Linked DNA regions of Mus musculus: region 2 is linked to region 1. The links are chromatin loops, found by intact Hi-C in ENCODE. Cell type or tissue: heart. All regions are shown on one strand.

The links. Hi-C counts contacts between places; a loop is a spot of excess contacts. Peaks named below come from ENCODE experiments on the same cell type or tissue, not always from the same donor. Only the 100,000 strongest peaks of a DNase experiment are listed, where the experiment ranks them.
Region 2: a loop joins it to region 1, with 2.3 times the contacts of the local background. A loop is called at or near these places in 17 of 42 quality-filtered maps.

What each region holds. Positions count from the first base shown.
Region 1 is chr17:30,443,828-30,448,827 of GRCm38, reverse strand. All of the region lies in intron 6 of Btbd9 (BTB (POZ) domain containing 9), which reads left to right. Among named protein-coding and RNA genes, the nearest start is that of Btbd9, 130 kb to the left of the region's middle. In heart, a CTCF peak has its summit at 2,764 (motif pointing right); a DNase peak (open chromatin) is centred at 2,857.
Region 2 is chr17:30,241,777-30,246,776 of GRCm38, reverse strand. The region is part of intron 9 of Btbd9 (BTB (POZ) domain containing 9); the gene reads left to right. Among named protein-coding and RNA genes, the nearest start is that of Zfand3, 240 kb to the right of the region's middle. In heart, no CTCF peak of the experiment used is centred here; DNase peaks (open chromatin) are centred at 1,323 and 1,916; H3K4me3 peaks cover 435 bases; H3K27ac peaks cover 4,265 bases.

The DNA.
Region 1 (5,000 bases):
AGTACAACTGTTCACATAATGTTTATATTGTTCTGGACGTGAGAGTTGAAGTAGAGAGGCTGTGCAGTGTATGGGAAGATGTCCCCAGTTCTATGCGGATGTCATGCGGTTTTCTGTGAGGGACTGATGCAGCATTAGTTTTGTTTACTGGGGCCTTGCAGACTCAATGGCTCTGCAGAAGCCGAAGGATTGCAAATAGCTGTGTCAAGAAAGAGCCAAGCTCATTGGGAAGCACAGAAACCATTTTGTGCTCATCAAATAGAAAAACTATGTTGAATAATACAGTATTGTTTGTCAGGGCAGGGCAAAACCATCTTACTGTATGCTGGTCCTTAAAGGATTACTTAGTTATAAAAATTGCAATACAAGTATATTATAGAATTGTATGCCATTAAAAATGCTAGGAAATTTAAGTGACATAAAAATGCTGAGGTGTATGAAAGGAGTTACAGAGACAAAGTTTGGTGTTAAGACGAAAGGATGGACTATCCAGAGACTACCCCACCTCTGGATCCATCCCATAATCAGCCACCAAACTATTGCATATGCCAGCAAGATTTTGCTGAAGGGACCCTGGTATAGCTGTCTCGTATGAGGCTATGCCAGTGCCTAGCAAATACAGAAGTGGATGCTCACAGTCATCTATAGGATGGAACACAGGGCTCCCAATGGAGGAGATAGAGAAAGCACCCAAGGAGCTGAAGGGATCTGCAACCCTATAGGTGGAACAACAATATGAACTAACCAGTAACCCCAGAGTTCATATCTCTAGCTGCATGTGTAGCAGAAGATGGCTTAGTCGGCCATCATTGGGAAGAGAGGCCCCTTGGTATTGCAAACTTTACATGCCTCAGTACAGGGGAATGCCAGGGCCAAAAAGTGGGAGTGGGTGGGTAGGGGAGTCGGGGGGGGGGGGTGGTTATAGGGAACTTTTGGAATAGCATTTGAAATGTATATAAAGAAAATATCTAATTAATAAAAAAAGAAAAGTAAAAAAATGCTGAGGTGTTAGGTGAAAAAAAATACTAAAATGTGCAATATTACAGTTTTTAAAGCAACATATTTGTAAAATGCCATAAGGAAACAGGGCAGTTGTTAAAGCATTTTATCATTAAGTACAGACTGGTTAGTCTTTAAATATTTTACATTTCCTGAATTTTCTAAAATGAATATAGGCTACTTTTGAAATATAAGATGTTGTTAGAAAAGAGACTGTACTCTTTTGTCGGGAGGGAGGTGCTGGCTCTACATAGTCTTTGCAGCACTGAGGGTTTGTCTGACCTTTTAAAACTGTCTAGCAGCCTTCATTTGTCTGTCTGTCTGTCTTTCTAGCAGCCCTCTGTCTATATAACAGCCCTCTGACTGCAAAGTGTCTCTGTGATAGAGGCCACACAGCAGAGGAGTAGGCCTGGCCTAGCTGCAGAATTGTCCCGAGGCTGCTGCAGTCTCTTCAGATGTCCTGAGGAGCTGATTGGGGTGGTTCTGCCGCCCCTCCTCTTCTCTAGCTTCTGTTCTCTCCTGCCATCTGCCTTGTCCTAGGTGGGGAAGCCTGGTGGGTTTTCAGATCTCATTCTGGAAATGTTGTCTATATGTCACGATGACTGTCGACGACTGTGTGTCTTGTCTCCCTTGGATTTAGTAGAAACCCCTTTCGGAGTTACTTTCTCTAAACATGAATTTTATTCCCTGTTACAAGCTTTTCTTTTTCTTTTTCTTTTCTTTTTCTTTTCTCTTTCTTTCTTTCTTTCTTTCTTTCTTTCTTTCTTTCTTTCTTTCTTTCTTTCTTTCTTTCTTCCTTCCTTCCTTCCTTCCTTCCTCCCTCCCTCCCTCCCTCCCTCCCTCCCTCCCTCCCTCCCTCTCTCTCTCTCTCTCTTTCTTCCTTTCTTTCTTTCTTTCTTTCTTTTTTCCTTTCTTTCTTTTTTTTTTTTGAGTCAGGGTTTCTCTGTCTCTGTAGCCCCAGCTGTCCTGGAGCTCACTGTGTAGATCAGGCTGGCCTTGAATTCAGATCCACCTGGCTTGCATACATTTTTTTAAACATCTAAACTGGGGCTTAAGAAACTTGATTAAGGACCAGGCTCTAAATACTTCCAGCTTTGTGGGCTTTCTCTTCTTTCTGTTCTTTAGTTTACACGGCCTACTTATACATGCAGAAGTTGTTCTTGTACAGATCACTGATCTCAGTTCAGAAGCTTGGAGGGCAAGCATGTTGAAGCAGACCTGGGGAGACTTGGTGTTTCTTCAGACTGTCATGAGGGAGGACAGATCCAAACTTAGGTAAGGACACGTGAAAGCGTGTAGCTTTGTCCAGTCCCTCAAATGCCTTTGTTGCAAAAAGCTCAAAGGTGGGTCTGCCTCAGTTAGGATTGTGTGAAGCTGGTGTGTGTGCCCTTTGTTATTTCCAGACAGCCTTAGGTAGGCCACACCTACTAGCCTAGGTTTGGGTGAACACTCAGCATCTTCACCTTCAGGAAAGGACAGTGTCTAAGACTTTGGCACTTGCTTCTAAACACAGAGCAGAAGAACACAGACTTTTTAGACTGACATCAGACCTAACTTGGTCTCTTATCAGTGGTGTAGCCTTCATCTGCTGACTGTTTGAAACCTGAGCCTCTTTGTCTGAAGGGAGAACAGAAACTGGCTCTATCTTGCAGAGTTGGTGCAGATATTGCAGGAGATGAGGTTTGACCCAGGCAAGACCCTCCCTTGGAATTCCAAGTGATACTTGGAATGTTTTGCAGAATCTGTGGTGGGATCCGGAACCAGCAGGTGGCTCCGTTTTGTAGGGCAGGCAGGGAAGGCCTCTCTAAAGAAGTCAGCTGAGCCAAGATGTGAGTTGTTATCTCACTGTTGGCTCAGTTGTGAACCATACTCAAAGAGCATTCCAGCCATTTGGACAGCAGGCAAGGACTGGGCAGTGCGTATTTTTGGTAAAGAGGGCTCTGTGTGATGGGCACACTGTAGCCTGGGGAAATGTCTGGCTAGAAAAGAGGGCAGCAGATAAACAGGAACCCAGGGTTTCTAGGCCCTGATGGCACACAATTCCTTCTGAAGATGTAGTAGATGATGGTAGGTACAAGCGAAGACCTTAGGCAGAGATCATAGAGCTTGGTTCTTTTGAGAGGTCAATGTCTCACACCAAACGTTGATCTGATATGAGAATGGCTTAGAGAAAAGTCAGCCTTGGAAGAAAAGAGAACTGCGCCTGGGAGGGAGCCACCAAAGGTTGGAAGGAAAGGGTAGGATTTTTAGTGGCATCTGAGAAAGAGTTGCTTCATGGGACAGTAGGCTGTGGGCGGGCGCTGGAGAGCATTTGAGCATCTGGCTGGTAAAATGGGGCTTGTTGGTGATCACGATAAAAGCCATTGGAGGTGTTGTGGGAAGAGGGAGTGGACTGTGAGGAGGTAGGATGCACTAAATGTAGAGACAGGAGCATCACTGCAAAGGGAAGCAGAGGAGTGGCCATGAGGGTCAAGGAGGATGCTTGGGTGTATTTGTGTTCAGGTTGCAGTATGGCCTTGGGACAGATTTGATAATGCAGGAAATGGATCTTGGTCCCTTGATCTGGGGTGGGGACCTCCATCTTGAGCTCAGGAGGATCAGCTTTTGACAGTCGTGAGGTTACAGTCTTCTTCTGTGGCAGGAGACAAGGCCAACATGGACCTTAGGGATATGTACAGGTAGATTGAGGCAGAAATGGAAGCATCTCTCCCATGCTTATGGGCCTTGTGCTCTTGCTCCTTAGAGTGTATAATGGTCCTAGCCCTGCTGTTTCTACTTCACTGAGGTCTTTGTACACTGTAGTTTCTTTTCCCTATCCAGGAGAAGGTCTCAGGTTCTGATCTGTTTACAGATCTGTCTTTCCTACTGAACAGGTATCTCTTCAGCAAGAGCAGTCATCTTTTGTCTTAGAAGCAGCCAACACTGGTACAAAGGCCTCATGGGATAGCTACACACACGCAGTACAGGAGGAAAGGAGTTGAGAGCATGAATATATTCAAGTATTTGTTTTACTTAGCAAAATTAATATGATTTTTCATAAGTTGGATAAATTGTCACTGATCTATAGAGTTGAGGAGTAGCTAAAGGTACAAGCTGGGCCCTGTTGTGACCACTAGGGAAGAAGTGGGGATCTTGCATCCTGTCAGTAGGGTGGTCACTACCTGGCATGCTGTTATCGTGGGAGCTCATCCTGTGTGCAAGAGCAAGCAGGCCAAGCGTGTATGGAAAAGGAGACCTGTGCTCATGGAGACTGAGAATAGTAGGTGTGGTGGTTTGAATATGCTTGGCCCATGGGAAGTGGCACTGTTGGGAAGTCTGTCACTGCATAGGTTGGCTTTGCAGTCTCCTAGTGCTCAAGCTCTCCCCAGTGTGGAAGAGAGTTTCCCTCCTGGCTACCTGCAGAAGAGAGTCTTTTCCTGGCTGCCTTCGAATCAAGATAAAAAACTCTCAGCTCCTTCTCTACCACTTTGTCTACCTGGATGCTGCCGTGCTTTCCACCATGATGAAAATGGACTGAACCTCTGAAACTGTAAGCCAGCCCCAATGAAATGTTTTCCTTTATACGAGTTGCCTTGGTCATTGGTCATGGTGTCTCTTCACAGCAGTAGAACCCTATCTAAGGCAACAGGGCAGCAGAGTTTTCAAGCAAGGTAGACATTAGTGAGAGGTGGCCTGAGCAGGCTGGTGTCTGAGAGAGTGAGAACAGGTTTACATAAAGTTCCAGTTGAGATTGTACAGCGTTTTCCCAAATACTTTGTACTTAGATTGAGGAAATCACAACAAAACATTTCCTCTTCAGTATAATACAGCACATCCTAAATGAAACATGACTCTTTAGTTGCAACCTGCCCCTGGCAAAGAAGTGGGGTATAAGAGCGTAATTTGTACCCATGCTCTGAAGTTAATGTTCTGTGGGTGCTCCCGACTTGTGTGATGCACTGTAAGTTATAAGCAGCCTGCAGTAAGTATCAGGAGAGGCGTGCAGCAGCTTTTCCGCCTGT
Region 2 (5,000 bases), 200 kb after region 1:
TGGGGTTGACCTGAGGGTGATGTTCAGTTGTTTGTGGTGCAGACCTTAAAGTCAAGACTAGAAGTTCATTTCTGTGAACTTGCCCAACTTTTGGTGATTTTTCAAAAGAAGAATTAGTTTAAACAATAGCAAGAGGGAGACTGGAGTCTTGTGCCAGAGAGAACCACTGTGCTCACAGCTGCCATGTAGAGGGAGGTTTGCCATAAATGCCTGTTTTCCAGGTCTGTCTGATTACCTTTGCAGCTGACTTGTGGGTGTTTCTGTTTCTTGCCTGTACTCCACAACCTATAGTCCAACTCCTGCTCTGTTATCTTTGTTGATGGGTGAGTGAGTTATCAGTGTGGTTGGTCTCTCCTGAGGCTTCAGTGTGCATCTGAAGCCTTTCTATTAGGATGCCTTATCTGAGTGGCTGAAAGGCCTGTTGTCTAAGGCACATGCTGCATTTCAGTGTCAGATGGATCTGATTCTTGCTAAGTGCTCAGGCCCGTCTGTTCCTTCTCTGACTTCATTTCTTCTGAGTGTCCTCCCCTCTCTGTAGGGACGTTTGGAAGGCATATGAGACTGCAGCTCTGCTGACAACATGGCTAGCTTGAGAAAAGCCATCATGTTCTGACAGGTTCATTGCTCTTGTCTGCCGTACACTGCACCCCACATAATGCCTGTGGCACCTCCAGCCTGGCCAGGCAAAAGGATTTGGATCCATGTCCATGTCCTGGCTGTGCTCAGGGCTCATTGCGATGTTGAGCAGGAAGGAAAGATGGTGGTGATGGCTTCCTGAGGGGAGACCTTTGGACGGAAGTGACTGAGTCACGGCAGGCAGACGGGTGCTGATTTACCTGTCTGCTAGTTTATTTTCTTTTGGGAGTCAGTGTTCCAATTTACTGCATTCCTTGGAGGTTTGACATATCAATTAGATATTATCGACAGTAATAGAGGGGCAGTTGCTGTAAATGTGAAGTTTTTACTGGTAGGCCATGAAATGACACCCCAAGGGACTGTAACAGAGAGGCATGATAAATATCATGTTACCTAAACACCGGCAGAAGGCCTGATTAATAGGGGAGAGTGACTCTGTCTCCAACCGTAAAGTGGTATTTATTCATGTGCTGTCAATCAGACCTTCTGTTCTAATTGGCTAAAAGGCTAAATCAACAAGATCTGTTCATAAACCAGGCTAAGGTAGGAAGAAAAGCAAAGGTAAATCATAATCAGAGGCTTGTTTACTGACTGCGCCCGCCCACCAGCCTGCAGATCTGGCTGACCTTGAGAGCCGCCTTCTACCCTCTGGACACAGCCTGGAGCACGGGTAGGGAGGGGCAGAGATGCTGCCATGCCCAGGGGCACAAGTGGAAGCCCTTGAGCTCAGTTTGGGGTGGCAAAGCTGAGTCTCGGTGTAATGAGACCTCCGTGGCTCTCGCTGCTGCGGTTTTAATGTATGGCTCTTGTTTTGCTCGACACTTGTAAAAGGAAGAATTACTTTCAGAAAGACAAATATATTTCCACACTAACAGTTTTATAAAGATGTCAGCGAATAAGTACGAGCACCATTAAATCACATTTTAAAGGCAGACACCTCATAATAAATCTGCATTATCAAGACTCCTTTCTGAATGAGTCATACACTGTAAAGCTTTATGAGGGGTGAGGGGAAGATCCCTGCTGGCCAGAACAGTGTATATTGTCAAACCCTACAGAAAGGATAGCTGCCAACCCCACGAGAACGTGAGCGGGGACACCATTCCTTAGCTAGCTCAGGAGGAAGCCAGTAAATCCCAGCACAAAAATTTTCTACCCTGCTTGTAATGGAGCTGGCAAGGATCAGACTCAGGAAAGCACAGTGAGGGAGGAGGCGTATCCTGGGAGGCCCACAGCCCCTCCAGAACGGCTGCTCACCTCACATCAGCTGCCAAACGCCGTGCAGTTGACCTGCCAGAGGCTCATCCTAGACTGTGAGGCGCTGTAGCTGTAGCTGTGTGTAGTTACCCTGATGGCCAGCGAGCTCATAGCCATAGATATCAGGCTATTTTAGGCACAGACCGCCATTTCAACTCATGCATCTGATATTCCACATTACCATGTTAAACAGCACAGGAAGCCATCATATATGTCGTACCGAAAATGCACTAGCAAAGAGGACCTGTCAGCCCCTGGAGAGGAACTCAGAAAAGAGGGGCAGGAGATGGTGGGGAGACACGCCCTTCTCCAAAGAGTGTGTGAAATTTGGGTCATTGGGGTGCAGAAAGGCAAAGTAAAAGTTTAGCTGGTGGTTTGGGTAGCAGGCCCCGCTGCTTTCGTCTGCCCTTTGTGTGAATGCTGAGCTCACAGAGGAGCAGAGCCCTCTCACCCCAGCTGCCTTTCCGTATTCCTGATGAAGTCTGAAGCGTGCTGTGGTGGGTTGTGCAGTAAGATGACAAGTGAGGGCTGGGATTGCGCAATGGAAGAATTGGGGATTGGAAGGATGGAGTTCAGAGGGCTAACTTGGTGGAGAGAGTGATTAGCCTAAGAAGACTAAGCGTCAAAGCAACAATAAAATACCATCTCCCCCACTCTGCCTGGGAAGCAGCCTCGCTGTTCTTGACAAACCAGACATCATCTCAGATGCCATACAAAGGGCCACTCAGCCTAGAGACTGATGTCAGTACAGAGCAAGAGCAGACAGCCTATCTACAGCCCTGCTCAGTGAGCGGGTGGCTTTCCCAAACCTGATAAACAATGCCCTTTACCATTAGAAACTATCACTAAGTTCTTGTGCTAAGAAGCACAGTTTATTGATCAATTGAGATTTCAAATTAAGGAACATTAGATGAAGACAACCAGTGCTGTGTTTCTGAAATTGCCCTAGAGTATCTTCTGTTTTTGCCAAAGTCTGGTCCCGCCACCCACTCTTCTGCTGAAGGCCCCTGGTAGCCAGCAGTCCAGACCAGGACCGTAGAGACATAATATGGGCCTCTCTACTGGGACGGTCTCTGTATCTCAGGGGCAAAAGTCAAGATAAGCTGTCTTTGGCAGGGAAGCCTGCCAAGGTCAGGGGGCTGTTCAGAGAGAGTTCTAGCACAGCCTAGAGGCTGGCGCTCAGAGAGAGTTCTGGCTGGCTCATGTGTTAGGAACACGAGCTTAAGTCAGAATGAAGTAACAGACTGCACGGTACATTCCTGTATCCCAGCACTCCATCATCTGAGACAGGAGCATCATGAATCTCAGGTCAGCTTGTATTACACAGCAAGACCCGGTCTCAGACACACACACCAAACAGAAACCCAGCTACAGCCCGGGAGAGGCTGGAAAAGTCACCTTCACTGCTGTATGGAGTTGGGTAGAGCCAGGGCCAAAGTTGCCACTGCCTCCTTTGTATAGTCCCCAGGCTAGGATGATTTTTATGTTCTTACAGAATTGTGTAAATAAATAAATAAATAAATGCCATGTGACACAGACCTTTGTGGCCTTCAGAACTTAAAATGCTGGCCTGTTGGTAAATAGTTTGTTGACCTGGCGTAGACTCAGTCGGCAGTACAGAAGGATTACTGCAGCTATAAGATGGTGATGCCAAGAACAAATGAGAGCCAGACACTCCAGGTCCCAGGACCCAGCCACCCACCAGAGCAGGACCCAGGCCCAGGTGGCTTCCTAACCATGTCCCTGCCTACACTCTATTCTCAGAAAAGAGAGACTGGAGGCAGAAGAGAGTAAGGCAGAATTGACAGGGAGTGGAGGGTCAGCTGGGGCCAGCAGAAGTAGGGTGTCCTTCAAGACCACACGTGGGTAGCAGCAGAGACATGCCTTATACCTGTAGTAGGAGCCACAGCCATTAGCTGTAGCACCTCCTGTCACTGGTGATGCTCTGCAGGAGTGGGCCCAGCTTTGACAGCAGAGTCTAGTGACAGCCTGTGCCGCAGGTGAGGGGCAGATCTGGGCCCAAACCCAGGAAGACTGAATCTGTCCTCTTTCCCTCCGCCGCTTCCCAGCCCATGCTCCCTGGGTAGGCTGACTGCCACCCTCAGCCAGTTCTGCCTCTGTGCCAACCACCCAGCTTCACTGCCACTGAAGTCATCTTCCTAAGGCCTTTGGTTCTCTGATGCCAACACCTCTGTGATTTCCTTAGCTTGCAGCCTGTGGACCTTCTTTCTGTTGTGAACTAGAACAATTACCTAAAGTGTGGTCATCATCTCCAGCTAAGGACATGCTGGAAATATGCCTGCGTGACCCCTTTGCTAGCCTCCAATCACCTCTGTTCTTTCCTGCTGAAGCACTTTTCTCCTTCACCTGTGAGAACCACGGGGATTTGGATAAGGGGGATCAAATGCAGCTAGACAGGAGGAAGTTAAAAGGAGAAAGTGTAGGATTCGAGGCTGTGTCCACACTTGTGTCTGAGGGTGGGGTCCATCCATGAACAGCGCAGCCTTCACATTGAACCCCTCAAGCTTGGCCCCGGGGCAGCGTCTGAACATACACGATGCACAGGTCGTCTCCCCCAGGGCAGTGGGAATCCCAGGCCGCAGCAGCACAGGGTCCCTCTGGAAGCATCCATTGTGAACCAGTGGCGATTTGACTGCCTCGGTCTGCTTGTGTGCTGATAGTGTAAAGACTCAGAGCTACAGCAGCCCACAGATGCTGCTGACTTGGGGGACGAGCAGAGCAGTTTGGCTGCAGAGCAGATGGCATCCGGCCCCGCACGACCCCACCAATCCTGATGGCACACAGCCATCACAGAGGGAGAGCCCCCAAAATAATCTGGCAGCTTCAGGAAAGTCGACTTTGTGCTTTCTCACACTTGGTTGAACTTTTCAGAAATATTGACTAAACAACTTGCCAGCTGTGATTACCAACAGCTCTATTTGACAGTCTTTGACAGAAAGCCAATGGGCACATTCGACGTCATCCCGTACTAACAGGGCCTTCATTAGCAGCTTTTGAGGAGACGTGTGCTCGCCTGGCCCCACAAGAGTGATTGCTGTTCCCCGATGCTGTTCACTCAAGCATTGGCAAGCGGTTTGCTTAGCGAG